Regions from separate parts of the Homo sapiens genome. Here region 1 is linked to region 2. Evidence: read pairs that join two places in POLR2A ChIA-PET (ENCODE). Cell type or tissue: HepG2. All regions are shown on one strand. Links, peaks and the distances in the headings refer to the core of each region. The heading gives the core; the rest is flanking DNA. Region 1 has its middle 41 kb from the start of EML4. Region 2 overlaps EML4 (EMAP like 4).

The links. Peaks named below come from ENCODE experiments on the same cell type or tissue, not always from the same donor. Only the 100,000 strongest peaks of a DNase experiment are listed, where the experiment ranks them.
Region 1: POLR2A ChIA-PET joins it to region 2 with 10 read pairs; 12 of 35 experiments call an interaction of 5 or more read pairs at or near these places.

The regions. Positions count from the first base shown.
Region 1 is chr2:42,124,750-42,131,621 of GRCh38, forward strand. No RefSeq gene overlaps it. Among named protein-coding and RNA genes, the nearest start is that of EML4, 41 kb to the right of the region's middle. RefSeq lists an enhancer at 2,902-3,111. In HepG2, for the core only: no CTCF peak of the experiment used is centred there; a DNase peak (open chromatin) is centred at 3,172; H3K4me3 peaks cover 1,196 bases.
Region 2 is chr2:42,187,521-42,194,392 of GRCh38, forward strand. The region is part of intron 1 of EML4 (EMAP like 4); the gene reads left to right. Among named protein-coding and RNA genes, the nearest start is that of EML4-AS1, 21 kb to the left of the region's middle. In HepG2, for the core only: no CTCF peak of the experiment used is centred there; a DNase peak (open chromatin) is centred at 3,911; H3K4me3 peaks cover 996 bases.

The DNA.
Region 1 (6,872 bases), core at 2,064-4,563, 63 kb before region 2:
CTCGCTCTGTCACCAGGCTGGAGTGCATGGCATGATCTCGGCTCACTGCAACCTCCATCTCCCTGGTTCAGGCGATTCTCCTGTCTCAGCCTCCCGAGTAGCTGGGACTACAGGCAGGCGCCACCCCACCCAGCTAATTTTTGTATTTTTAGTAGAGACAGGGTTTCACCATGTCGGCCAGGATGGTCTTAATCTCCTGACCTCATGATCTGCCCACCTTGGCCTCCCAAAGTGCTGGAATTATGGGCGTGAGCTGGCCATAACTATTATAAGTGGTTCTTCTATAAACATCTAGTGCATGCAAAGATTTCTTTTCTTCTTTTTAATTATTTCCTTTGTAGAAATGTCCAGGAGGGCTGTTGCCATGTTGAAGGGTTTGAATGATTTTCAGGGATGATGAGCTCTTAAAAAGGCAGTACCACAGAAGTTCATAACACATGTTATATCTTGATTTATAAAACTAATGGTGGGGCCTGGCACAGTGACTCACGCCTGTAATCCCAGCACTTTGGGAGGCTGAGGCGGGTAGATTGCTTGAGGTCAGGAGTTTCAGATCAGCCTGGCCAACATGGTGAAACCCTGCCTCTACTAAAAATACAAAAATTAGCCAGGCATGGTGGCAGGTGACTGTAATCTCAGCTACTCGGGAGGCTGAGGCAGAAGAATCACTTCAATCCAGGAGGCGGAGTTTGCAGTGAGCTGATATTGCGCCACTGCACTCCAGTTTGGGTGACAGAGCGAGACTCTGTCTCAAAAATAAATAAATAAATATGAATAAATAAATAAAAATAAAACTAATGATGATACAGAAGGGCCAAGAAACTTCATAAAGCATCACTAACTGTCCATTCTCATACTCCAGAGCAGTCCAAGCAATTCACAATAAATATATCTACATCGTCTTATTCTTTATTCTACTGAAGCCCATTAAAAGAAAATTAGCCAATTTTTTCCTGTATTTTAAGTGACGAGCTTTTGGAATAAGTTTCAAGAAACTCAAGAGCAAAGCCATGAGCTAACCAAAGATCCACTTTCTGAGATAAATCTTGTCTTAGAAAGGAAATGAAGGCATACAATGTGTGTGGCAGGAGGGGCCATGAGGAGGGGGCTGAGGTCAGATATGATCGGAACGCTAGTGTCACAGTTGTCTCCTGTAAACTGGTCTCTGGGAGCTGGGTCAAGGCAGAGGAGTTGAAAGCCAAACACAGACAGCAGCTGTTGAGGATGTAAAGTCTCTGGGCAGAGTGGATAGGGAGCTGGGTGTGGTCACCCAGAAGCCAATTTCCACCCCACCCTACAGACCTAGCGACTGGGGCTAAGAAGAACTTCCCGTGTTGCATTCCAGCCCTTCTGATTGGGCTTAGTGAGACTGCCAAAGACTGGCTGCAAGCTGCCTGATTGCACTGCATACACCTCCCTCAATGGTGTCCCGGCTGGAAAACACTGAGGCTTTTAAGAATACCACGTCCAGATGGCCAGGATGCAGGACTGACCTGCAATTGCCACACTGGGCACCAGGTACAAGTAGATTTCACTGAAGTCCTCGAGGGACTGAGTGAAACTGCTGGGGTATGCGGGTCTTTCCTATGTTGCACAAATCAGTGCTGAGCTGCATAGGTGACAATGATCACTTCCACAATTTCCCAGAACATTTGTCAAGAGCCTGAAAGGGCTGCATCACTGAGCAGGGAATCTTCATTATTCATTTCAACATCACTTTTCTTGGAAACCTTGACTACTCCGCTCTCCAGAAATAATCCATCAAACTTTTCTCTTCGTTGAAGTCATACTGCAAAAACTCCCATAATCAAATTCCCCACATTAGGATCCCTGTTTATTATGTAACAACAGAGTCAAGAGGGAAAAGAGTGCATCAGACATTGACATTTTTTTTCTCTCTCTCTCTCTTTTAAGTTTTTGTCATGAAAATTTTCAAACACACACAAAATGAGAGAAACGTAAAAATGAACCCCCATGTACCCACCATCCAGCTTGGATAATCTCAACATACACCAATCTTGTTTCATCTATTGCCCCTCACCCCCACAACTATTCTTTTTTTTTTTTTTTTTTTTTTTTGCTGGAATTTTAAAAAGCAAATCCCAGACACAGCATCACTTCACTAATACATACTTCAGCATGCATCTCTAACTAATAAGGACTTTCCTTTTTTTTTTTTTTTTTTTGAGATGGAGTTTCATTCTTGTTGCCCAGGCTGGAGTGCAATGGCGCAATCTTGGCTCACTGCAAACTCTGCCGCCGGGGTTAAAGCGATCCTCCTGCCTCTGCCTCCTGAGTAGCTGGGATTACAGGCACCTGCCACCATGCCCGGCTAATTTTCTGTATTTTTAGAAGAGATGGGGTTTCACTATGTTGGCCAGGCTGGTCTCAAACTCCTGACCTCAGGCGATCTGCCCACCTCGGCCTCCCAAAGCGCTGGGATTACAGGCATGAACCACCGAACCCAGCCAGGACTTTCGTTTTTAACATAAGCTCTGTAGACACTAGTATTTATTTATTTGGTATCTATTGGTATCTATTTAGCATTTAGTATTAGTGGGAGCCATTACAGTAAGACTCTTTACACTGTTTATTTCATAAAATCTCAGCTCAGCAAAGAAACACCCTAGAAATTCACAAACTCCCCAGGAGAAAGAAAGAAATGCCCGGGCCCTAACAACCTTGCTATTTGCATTTTACTCATGAGGAAAGGTGCTTAGCCAACTCGAGGTAAGCTGTGGAAAGGCTGCAGTCCAAGAGCCTTCAGAACTTGAAACAAGAGGCATGTCAGAGCCTGACTTTGCTCCATCCCCCCTGAGTAGTCAAGGTATTAAAAGAGCATTACTTCCTCATTTGCAAACCACCTTTTTTTTTCAAAAAAACCACTTTACACCTATCATTTGAAGTTATATTGTCAAGATAGAAACACACTTCTCGGGAAGATAGTACCTTGAAAGTAGAAACCATTCAGCAAAAAAGTTTTTGAAAAATCCAATGTACATTTCCACTAATCAGGCTTGTCTGTGAATGGAGCAGAGGGAAAATGCTGCTTCACACAAAAGCAATCTCAGTATAAACATTTCTGTTTGCTGTGCACTCTAACTTTGTCTTCTCTGTCCTTTATACATGAAAGCTCAGGAGATTTAGGCACAGCAGCTACATTGGGTCGACTTACCGAATAAAGGTGGGGACTACACAAACATGGAATTTGGAGTGAGCCTTTGCCTCAAGGACAGACTGATAAATCCATCCTGAGTCACAAAGATGCCACACAGGCTTTGGGCTGCTACCTTATGGCTGGACATTCTAACCCCAGGCTCCTAGATGCAAAACCCAAGTCAGCCCCCATATATAGTCACAACATGCTGTTGATTTTCCCTTCAAAAACTCTTATGCCTTCTTGCTGTTGCCCTCCTCCAGGTTCTCATCACTTTATGCAAGATTATGCCAGGGACTGGGATGTATTACACCAAGGAGTTGCCAGGAGCTGCAGTGTGGGTGAGGGCTATGCCTAACAAGAGGAACGGATGTTGAGATCTGGGCCAGCACTGCACAGAGCACTCACTAAAACTGAGCTGTTGCATATGCTTTGGTGGATGTTCCCTCTGCCTGGAGCACTCTGTAGATGTCTGTTTGACTTGCCCCTCAGCCTTTTCTGCTTCTTTCAGGTCTCTGCACAAGTATCCCATTCTTAAGGGGGCCATCCCTGGCCACACTATGTCAGACAGCACACCCACTGCTACTCTTGAGCCCTTTATTCTGCCTTATTTGCCTCTATCCTCCTTATCACAACCAGATAAAACAGATTTATTATTTGTTTTGTGTTTTGGTCGCTACCGTATCCCCTGCACCTAGAACAGTGCCAGGCATATGGCAAGGATTCAACACATTTTTGCAGAATAAGTGATCTCCTTAAAAACGAGATCTTGTCCTCTTCTTCTACCACACATGACTGATCTAAGCAGGCGCTAATTATGGAATGCCCCATTTTGGAGGAGGGGCTCCTCAGGAAATCCACAGGGAGATACAAACGGGCTTTCCAGAGCCAGCACTCACCCCAAAAATCTAACTGTTCTAAAAGGAATGTAGATTTCTTAAATCTGCATCATCTGTGACTGCTCCAGAGTTTGTGACTACCAGCTCCTAACCACGCATTCTGTTCCTATGCTTTGTTCCTGACCTTCAGGACCTTTGTGAAGCTTCCCGATGGCCTGATGGTAACAAACTCTCAAGCACATACACTTTAAGAATAATATATCCCTCTCAGAGCTACACCACTGAAAGGTGTTGCTTCAACAACAGAAAGATTTATTACTTTCTTCCCTCACAGAAAAACCGCAGGAATATTTCCTTCTTGACTGCAGCAGTGAGTTCCAAGTTTCATTAAAGAACCGGCCAGATGCTTCCTCCTAGCTTGCGTGGGAAGAAGTTAAGATAAAGAGCATTTGAAACTCTACCTCTGCACACCTGCCCCATACCTTATTCCCTTTTGACAGTTCTTCTTCCTGTTTCCCCAGGGTTGGGGATATAGAGCCATGTGACCTGCCTCCCCAGACAGCTGGGGCCCTGGAACCTCCCTGGCCCCTCACCCTCTGGTATTAATAATAGATGGCTCTTAGTGAGTTGCACATCTGCCATAAAGCAGGCACTACACTTTTCAAATTGTCTCAAATTCTTAACACCCAAACCGGAAAAGAGCTGTAATCTGAGTGTCTGCTGCTTGGACAGCCCTTGTAGTCATAACAGCAGAATCTATCCTTCTGCCTCTGTCACTGAAAAGCACCTTCCTCCAGTATATCTGCACACAGGGAGTAAGTTTCTTATTCCCAAAGCCAGTCCACACAGCAGCCTGTCCCTCTGCTCTTACCTGTCCCTAAACTCCACACTCAGCTGGGACCTCCGCTCACAGCACTGTGGGTCCTGCCCCAGGACTCAGGGCTGCCCTCTTCCCTTGACATGACACTGATGGTGGCCTCAGGGGTGTAGTAGGCAGAATAATGATCCCCAAAAATGTCCACATTCTGGAACCTGTGAATATCTTACCTTACATGGACTTTGCAGGTGTGATTAAGTTAAAGACCTTGAGATGGAGAGATGATCCTGGCTTATCCAGGTAAGCATGATGTAATCACAAGGATCCTCATGAGGGACAGAAGGAGGCAGGAGAGTCAGAATCAGAGAAAATGAGAGGATGGAAGCATAGGTCAGAGTGATGTGAGGCGGGAACCGAGGAACGCAGGCAACCTTCAGAAAAGGGCTAGAAAACTCCTTCTCCCCCAAAGCCTCGGGAATGAACGCAGCCCTGCCAACACCTGGATTTTAGGTCTTCTACCTCCAGATCAGGACAATAATGAATGTGTGGTTTTAAGTCACTAAATTTGTGGTAATTTGTTACACCAGCAGTAGGGAACTGATACAAGAGGTGACACAGGAATGACACATTGTTCTAGGTGCTAGAATAGAGCAGTAAACACAAATGACAAAAATTCAAGCCCTCACAGTGCTTACATTTTAATGGAACCCTCTTTTATGATATTCCCACTCAAAAGGGTTCACAATGTCTACCCCTCTTCCCCAAATAGGCTAATCTGTAATATATGGATAATCCACAGCAATACATTTTTCACAGTCTGAGTTACTCAGATAGGAATCATGCCACATAGTTAGATGATTCCCAAAATAATCCATAGTAGGCTTCATTTCTCCTTTTCTTATTCTTTTCAGGGTTCTTCCGCCAGCTTGAGGTCAACATATTCCTCCTCACTCTTCCTATGGTTTTCTGATCTCCTATGAGTAACTCTTAGATCTCTCTCTCTCTCTCGTTCTGTCTCTCTCTCTCACACACACACATGCACACACCCCAAAGACAATCATTCTCAACCTAATTCTGTATTAGTGAGGAGGTCTTTCTAAAGGCAACATATTCCATCCAACTAAATTAAAATATGACTTTGCTTTTGTTATTCAGAGTGGCTCCAGTCCCCTTTTTTTGGCCCCCCACCACCACTTATAGACTATGCCCTGGGCCTACCTGGCACTGGAAATGCTGCCCATCACTGTGCCTTTTTTTTTTTTTTTTTTTGAGACGGAGTTTCACTCTTGTTGCCCAGGCTGGAGTGCAATGGCACCATCTCGGCTCACCGCAACCTCTGCCTCCCAGGTTCTCCTGCCTCAGCCTCCCGAGTAGCTGGGATTATAGGCATGCACCACCACGCCTGGCTAATTTTGTATTTTTAATAGAGACGGGGTTTCTCCATGTTGGTCAGGCTGGTCTCAAACTCCCGACCTCAGGTGATCTGCCCGCCTCGCCTTCCAAAGTGCTGGGATTACAGGCGTGAGCCACTGGGCCCAGACCATCACTGTGCCTTTCTAAACAGAAGGCCTCCACTTGTGAGCATCACCCTGGCTATCCAGAGAACTGATAGAAGCTGAGTGGATGTGCTTTTTCGATACACTGAGCCACAGCAAATTCCTACCCAGGGCTTCCTCTCTACTAACAGTCCCTGCTAGAAGTGAATGAGAAACTCCCTTTTCCCCATCTATAGCAAGCCCTCTAGTGTCATGGGATTTTTCTTCTTTTAGTTACAGACAGGAATCCCCAAGTATAGGTACCTCCTTTTAATCATTTATAAACGATCCTCTCCTCCTCCTCTCTCATGGTCTTTTCCTAACAAAAAATGAGGACAATTCCAATTAAGCACAGGCACTTCAAGTGAATACTTTCGATTAAAACAAACTTTAACTCGGGCACAGAGGAATTTCAGAAGGAAGAATTGTTGCTGTAGACTCTGATTAAATTTGCCAAAAATAATAACGCTTGTGGTAGAGTAATTATTGTGATATAAAGAATAATACATTTCTTATATGCTGCC
Region 2 (6,872 bases), core at 2,547-5,046:
ATTGACTAGATGATGGACATTTCAGTTGCTATTAGTTTTGGCTGTTACGAATAAAGCTGCAGTGAACATTTGAGTATACATCTTCTTTCAGGCCCTAGCAACCATGAATCTGTTTTCTTTCTCTATGAATTCTCCTATTTGGTGCTCATTTTTTTTAAAAAAAAATGGTTGCCTTAAGTTTTGAGAGTATTTTATATGCTTTGGGTACAAGTCCTTTATAAAAAATGTGGTTTGCAAATATTTTCTCCCAGTCTGTGGCTTGCCCTTTCATAAACTAACAGTCTTTAGAAGAGTGAAAGTTTTTTAGTTTGATGAAATCCATTTATCAGTTTATTTTGATGTTCAACTTATTTTTTTCTTTTGTAGTTTATACTTTTTGTGTCCTACTTAAGGAATTTTTGCCTAACCCAGGGTCACAAAGATTCTTATTATTTCTTAGTTTTTGCTCTTATTTTTAGGTCGATGATCTCTTTAGAGTTAATTTTTGTATAGGGTACAAAGTCAAGTTTCGTTTATTTGCACACTGATGATTTTTGTTCCAGCACAATTGAACTAATCGGAAAGATTAGCCTTTTTCCATTGAATTACCTTGGCACCTTTGCTGAAAATCAACAGACCACATATGTGTAGATGGAGTTCTGCACTCTGTATTCTGTTATGTCAGTCTCTGTTTGTCACTAAGCAAATACCACCTTGTCTTAATTACTATAGCTGATAGTAAAGGTTTCAATTAAAATTTTTATATATTTGAAAAATAATGTAGAGGAAATGGAAAATAATGTAGAGGACCTCCTGGGCTCAGGTGATCCTCCCACTCACCTCGCGGAGTAGCTGGGACTACAGGTGCACACCACCATGCCTGGCTAATTTTTGTATTTTTTTGTTGAGAAGGGTTTTTGCCATGTTGCCCAGGCTGGTCTCAAACTCCTGGGCTGAAGTGATCCGCCAGTCTCAGCCTCTCAAAGTGCTGGGATTACAGGCCGTGAACCACTGCTCCTGGGTACTTATATTTTAGGGTTTACTTTTAAAATTACTTTTTTTTTGAGACAGAGTCTTGCTTTGTCACCCAGGCTGGAGTGCAGTGGTGCGATCTTGGCTCACTGCAGCCTCTGCCTCCTGTGTTAGCCTCCCGAGTAGCAGGGATTACAGGCACCTGCACCATGCCTGGCTAATTTTTGTGTTTTTAGTAGAGATGGAGTTTCACCATGTTGGCCAGGTTGGTCTTGAACTACTGACCTCAGGTGATCTGCCCACCTTGGCTTCCCATAGGGCTGGGATTACAGGTGTGAACCGCCATGCCCAGCCTACTTTTAAAATTACTTTCAAGGGCCAAGCATGGTGGCTTACACCTGTAATCCCAGCGCTTTGGGAGTCCAAGGCAGGAGGATCGCTTGAGCCCAGGTAGGCAGCATTATTCCCAGGTAAAAATAGACATAGCAAAATCAGTAAAAAGAGCATGGACTTTTTAAAGTTCCAACTCCAGTTATCCCACTTACAGCTTTTCTGAGCCTTTTTGTTTAAGTTTTTTAAGAGATGGGATTTCACTTTGTTGCCTAGGCTGGTCTCAAATTCCTGGGCTCAAGCAGTCCTCCCTACTCGGCCTCCCAAAGTGCTGGGATTACAGGCATGAGCCACCATGACGAACCACGAGCCTTATTTTTAAAACAGTGATAATATTTCAGAGTTACTGTGGGGAGCACCTGAAATTATATTCATGAAGTGCCTGATTTATAAGAGAGTCTTGCTGATTTTTCCTCTTTAATTTTAAATCTGTCCATGTCTCCTATCCCACTACCAAGGGAAGAGAGGAGGAGACCTGTTTCAGGCCTTTATCATGTCTCTCCTAGATTGAGTTCAAGACCAGCCTGGGCTACATAGCAAGACCATGTCTCTACTAGAGAGAAAATAAGTGAGCCAGGCGTGGTAGTGCATATCTGCAGTCCCTGTTACTTGGGAGGCCAAGACGAGAGGATTGCATGAGACCAGGAGTTCAAGGTGGCAATGAGCTGTGATCTTGCTACTGCACTCCAGGTTCTGTGACAGGGCGAGAACCTGTCTCAAATAAATGATAATAAAATTACTTTCAAAAACATGATCTCCTTAATTCACTAACAATCTTAGGAATTAGAACAGACATTAATATCTGTATTTTATAAAAGAGGAAACTATAAGGTTTAAGAGGGCTGGTTTGATATCATACAGTTAGTGTGATAAAGCACTGAAGCCCAAGTCATGCCTTTCAAAATACGGTGCTTTCCACTATACGATACTTTTTTCATTTGCTGTTGTTCTCTTATGTTGAATACTGAAGAAAGAGTGTTTTATGAATAATTCAATCACAAAATTTTATTTAATTATATAGCTATATGAAGACAGCTAATCCATTTCCTTGGTTACTAACATCATGAGACATATTACGAAGTCAAAATTCCCAATCTGAAATGCAAAGAGGAAAAAAAAAGTCATCAAAATTGGGCTCTTTTTTTTTTTAGGTGATGGTGTTTTACAACCAGAAGAGGTGCTTATAATTTGATTTTAAATTTAGAAATGCAGGGAAGAGGCAAGATTTGTTAAAAGAAAGCAGAAATATTCCTTGAGAAAATTATTTTAAGAATTAAAGATGTTCTTGTCAGGATGATAGAACTTAAGCTTTAGACTATTTGAGTGTGTATGTGTTATCTATATTCTCTTTTGTTGCCAGACTTTCTATTCTTTGCAACCTTAAGTCTCTTCCCTCCCATTCCCTCCTCCTGCTGAGTCCCCCCACAATGTCAGGTCATAGTTAGGAGGTTCTTGCAGGAGTAGTGATGAAAGATAATGGTGACTAGAGTTTGAGTAGTGATGGCAAAAGAAACGGTAGGGTTTGGGATATATTTTGAGGGGCCTATGGATGTGCTTGATGAATGGATGTAAGGGACGAAGAAAACCAATGAATCACAGATAACTCCTAGTTTTTCAGCTTGATCAACTTGGTAGTACTATTTAGTGATGTGGGGAAGACTTAGATGAATTAGATGAGCTATACAGTGAATGATGGGAAATCAGATAGAAGCTATTTTTTTAAGTTTTGTTTTCATAAAAAGTAATATCACATCTCAGACATTGGAAAGGTAGAGACTAGATGAAATTACTTATGATCCTGACTTCCTGACACAATAATTTTAAGTGTTTTGGTGTGTATCTTTATAGTCTTGCATAGGGGTTGGCAACTTTCTGTAAAGGCAGCTTCTTAACTCTGTTGTAGCATGAAAGCAGCCATAAACAATATGTAAACAAATGAGCCTGCTTGTGTTCCAGTGAAGCTTTATTTATGGACACTGAAATTTGAACTTAAGGTAACTTTCACATATTGCAAAAAATTCTTTTACTCATTTTTTTCCCCAAACATTGAAAAATGCAAAAACCATTCTTTGTGTGCAGGCCACACAAAAACAGTTGACAGGCCAGATTTGGCTGTGTAGCCAGTTTGCAGGCCCCTGGTCTTGTGCATTTGTTTTATGGTTATAGTCATATCTTACATTGAATTTTATTACCTACCTTTTCTACTTTATATATGTGCATACTTTTTAAATTGAAAGACAAAGTGATTGCATTCGTTGAATAGTAAGCCCTGATAAACTTAGTTTACAAAGTGCCTTTATGTTCATTATTTTTTTTAATTCTTAGAATAACCATGGGAAGTGTGTGTCATGCTTAATATAAAGTAAAATATGTATTATGTACATAATTGAGGGTAAGTTATACATTATCATTAGAACTCTGTCTCTTCCATTTCTCTCTATATGTTGGCTTTATTCTCTGAAATGATCTTCCCCCAGCAGCAGTGGTCATGGCTACCGGTAGCTCTGGAACAACATCCTCAAAGTTTCCCTCCCTCAACACTAGTTTGAGAAATTCTAAGGCAGGACTTTGGTCCTGTTACATCAAAATTTCATCCCCCTGTTAATCATTATGTGTTGAAAGGGCAGGGTCATGTAGGAAGATAAGAGTTCTCATTTAGAACCAATGTTTAGAAAAATAGGAGGGAGAGTGGATAGTTTCTCAAATGAAGGATAGGGTAGTGCAGACATGGCCACCTGGGGGAATTATGAATTAGCCACCCCAAATTGTGTCTGTTGACATTGTTTAATATTGATTTAAAATTATTTAATTTTATGCTCTTTTCATTTACCTATTTGTATTATGCTCAGTTCTCTTTGCCGTTGCCACTTTATGTTTTATCACCACCTCAAACTGAATTTTAAAAATCCCTAGTTTTGCCGGGCGTGGTGGCTCACGCCTATAATCCCAACACTTTGGGAGGCTGAGGCGGGCGGATCACCTGAGGTCAATAAGAAACCTGGCCGGGCACGGTGGCTCACACCTGTAATCCCAGCTCTTTGGGAGGCTGAGGTAGGTCATTTGAGGTCAGGAGTTTGAGACCAGCCAGGCCAACACGGTGAAACTCCATCCCTACTAAAAATACAAAATTAACCAGGCATGGTGGCACATGCCTGTAATTCCAGCTACTCGGGAGGCTGAGGCAGGAGAAACATTTGAACCTGGGAGGCGAGGTTGCAGTGATCCGAGATCAGGCCATTGCAATAAGAGGGAAACTGTCTCAAAAAAAAAAAAAATCCCTAGTTTTGAATGTAATTTCCCCAAGAGTCTGGGTCTTATACCTCAGTGAAAGTTACTCTTTTCTTTGCTGGTTTTTTTTTGTTGTTTTTTTGTTTTTTTTTTTGGGGGGGGGAGGTGTAGTCTTGCTCCTCTGTTGCCCGTGCTGGAGTACAGTGGCACAATCTTGGTGCTTAACTGCAACCTCTGCCTGCTGGCTTCAAGAGATTCTCCCGCCTCAGCCTCCTGAGTAGGTGGGATTGCAGGCACCCACCACCATGCCTGGGTAATTTTTATATTTTTAGTAAAGGCAGGGTTTCACCACGTTGGCCGGACTGGTCTTAAACTCCTGACCTCAAGTGATCCACCTGCCTCAGCCTCCCAAAGTACTGGGATTACAGGCATCAGCCACCGTGCCCAGCCTACTGTTTTCTTTTTAAAAGACCATATTCTGACCACTCCAGTCCCTCAAATACTAGAGTCCTTTTATGAAAAAAATCTTGGTCATCTCTTGCCTCTTTGATTGCAATATGAAGAGTTAGATGAGAAATAGGTGAGCATCATTTGTAAACCCCAGACATTAAAGCATGAAGGATTTTGCTAGAATAACTGGCTCCCACTAGGATTCAAAAACCCAGAAAAACAGTGATAAATGAAGCAGTTGCTCTTCTCTGAGTCTTCAGAGCAACTGATTCCAGTATCATGATTTTCACTTTTCTGTGGTCCTTATCTAGAGACCCTGAGATTCTTGGTGCATCTGCAGAAAGCATTTAGGGTTTTGCTAATCTGGAGGAGTGATTGGTGAAACTCAACAGTCATGAAACTGCTTTGCAGACTCTGAGGTAGTATAGTGTATGTCAGGGAGGTGGTGGAAACTGACATGTTTGGCTGGTTGGCTCCACTTAGCCAAACCTTAGTCTTTAGCTGCAGTACAATATGTTTCATAGTAAAGAACAGTCATATACCACATATGAGGGTATTTCCATAAGATTTTAATACTGTATTTTACTGTACCTTTTCTGTGCTTACATACCATTGTGTTACCATTGCCTACAGTATTCAGTGCAGTAGTATTCTGTACAAGTTTATAGCCTAGGAGCAATAGGTTATACCGTATAGCCTAGGTCTGTAGTAGGCTATACCATCTAGGTTTGTGTAAGTACATTCTGTGATTTTGCACAATGAAATTGCCTGTGATGCATTTCTCAGAACTGACACATGTCTGTACTGCAAAACGTGCATGCAGTTTATTCTGCTGAAGGAAAAATTAGTAGAAGCTGGTTTTTAGATGAACGATAAAAAGAGTAAAAGCATTTAGAATGGTGTCTGCTGTGTGATTGTTTAGACTGACAGTGGAAAATTTCTTAGCAAAGAAGTTGCTGTTGCAATTTTATTTCTTAGGGCCAAACCCAATCTGATGCTATAATGAGAACTAAAATGATTTAAATTCCTTTAAGTTTTGACCTTTTTCATTGCTGAGATTTCTTAAAGGGACATTGTTGATATATTTTGCTTTTAAGTTTTCACTTTTGTCATCTATCTATTGAGTCATTATAGGCGTTCTTTTTTTTTTTTCCTTTTCTTAATGAAGTGGGGTCTTGGTATGTCACCTAGGCTGTTGTGCAGCAGCACAATCATGGCTCACTGCAGCCTTGACCTCCTGGGCTCAAGCAGTCTTCCTGCTTCAGACTCCTGGGTAGCTGGGACTACAGGCATGCACCACCATACCCAGCTAGTATCTTTATGTTTTGTAGAGACAGGATCTCACTATGTTGCCTGTACTGTCTGGAACTCCTGGGCTCAAGTGATCCTCTCCCTTTGGCCTCCCAGAGTGCTGGGATTACAGGCCTGAAACACTGTGCCTGACCTGCAGTCTTATTTTAAACTGTGTTAACATTACTTTATTGTGAAATAGTTGCAGAATTTCCCTTTTACCATTTTTAGGGTAATTCATGTTTGCTCATTTTAAATTTTATTAATCATTGTTTTTATAGCCTATATAAATATACACAAAAAGATAGTCATCATAAATTTTTAATGTGTAATGTTAATGGCTTATTTGAAATGGGATATCCTGTGGTGTTTGGTTAAGGAAATCAAGTCCTTTTAAATAAGATTAGGCAAAGTATATTTGTATATTTTTCAATTATTTTCTTTATATTTCTTTTCTTTTTTTTGTATCTAGTCCTGAATCCTAATCCAGATCTGTATTTTTCACTTCTCTCTCTCTCTTTTTTTTTTTTTTGCACTGGATAATTTATATCATTGTTGACTTG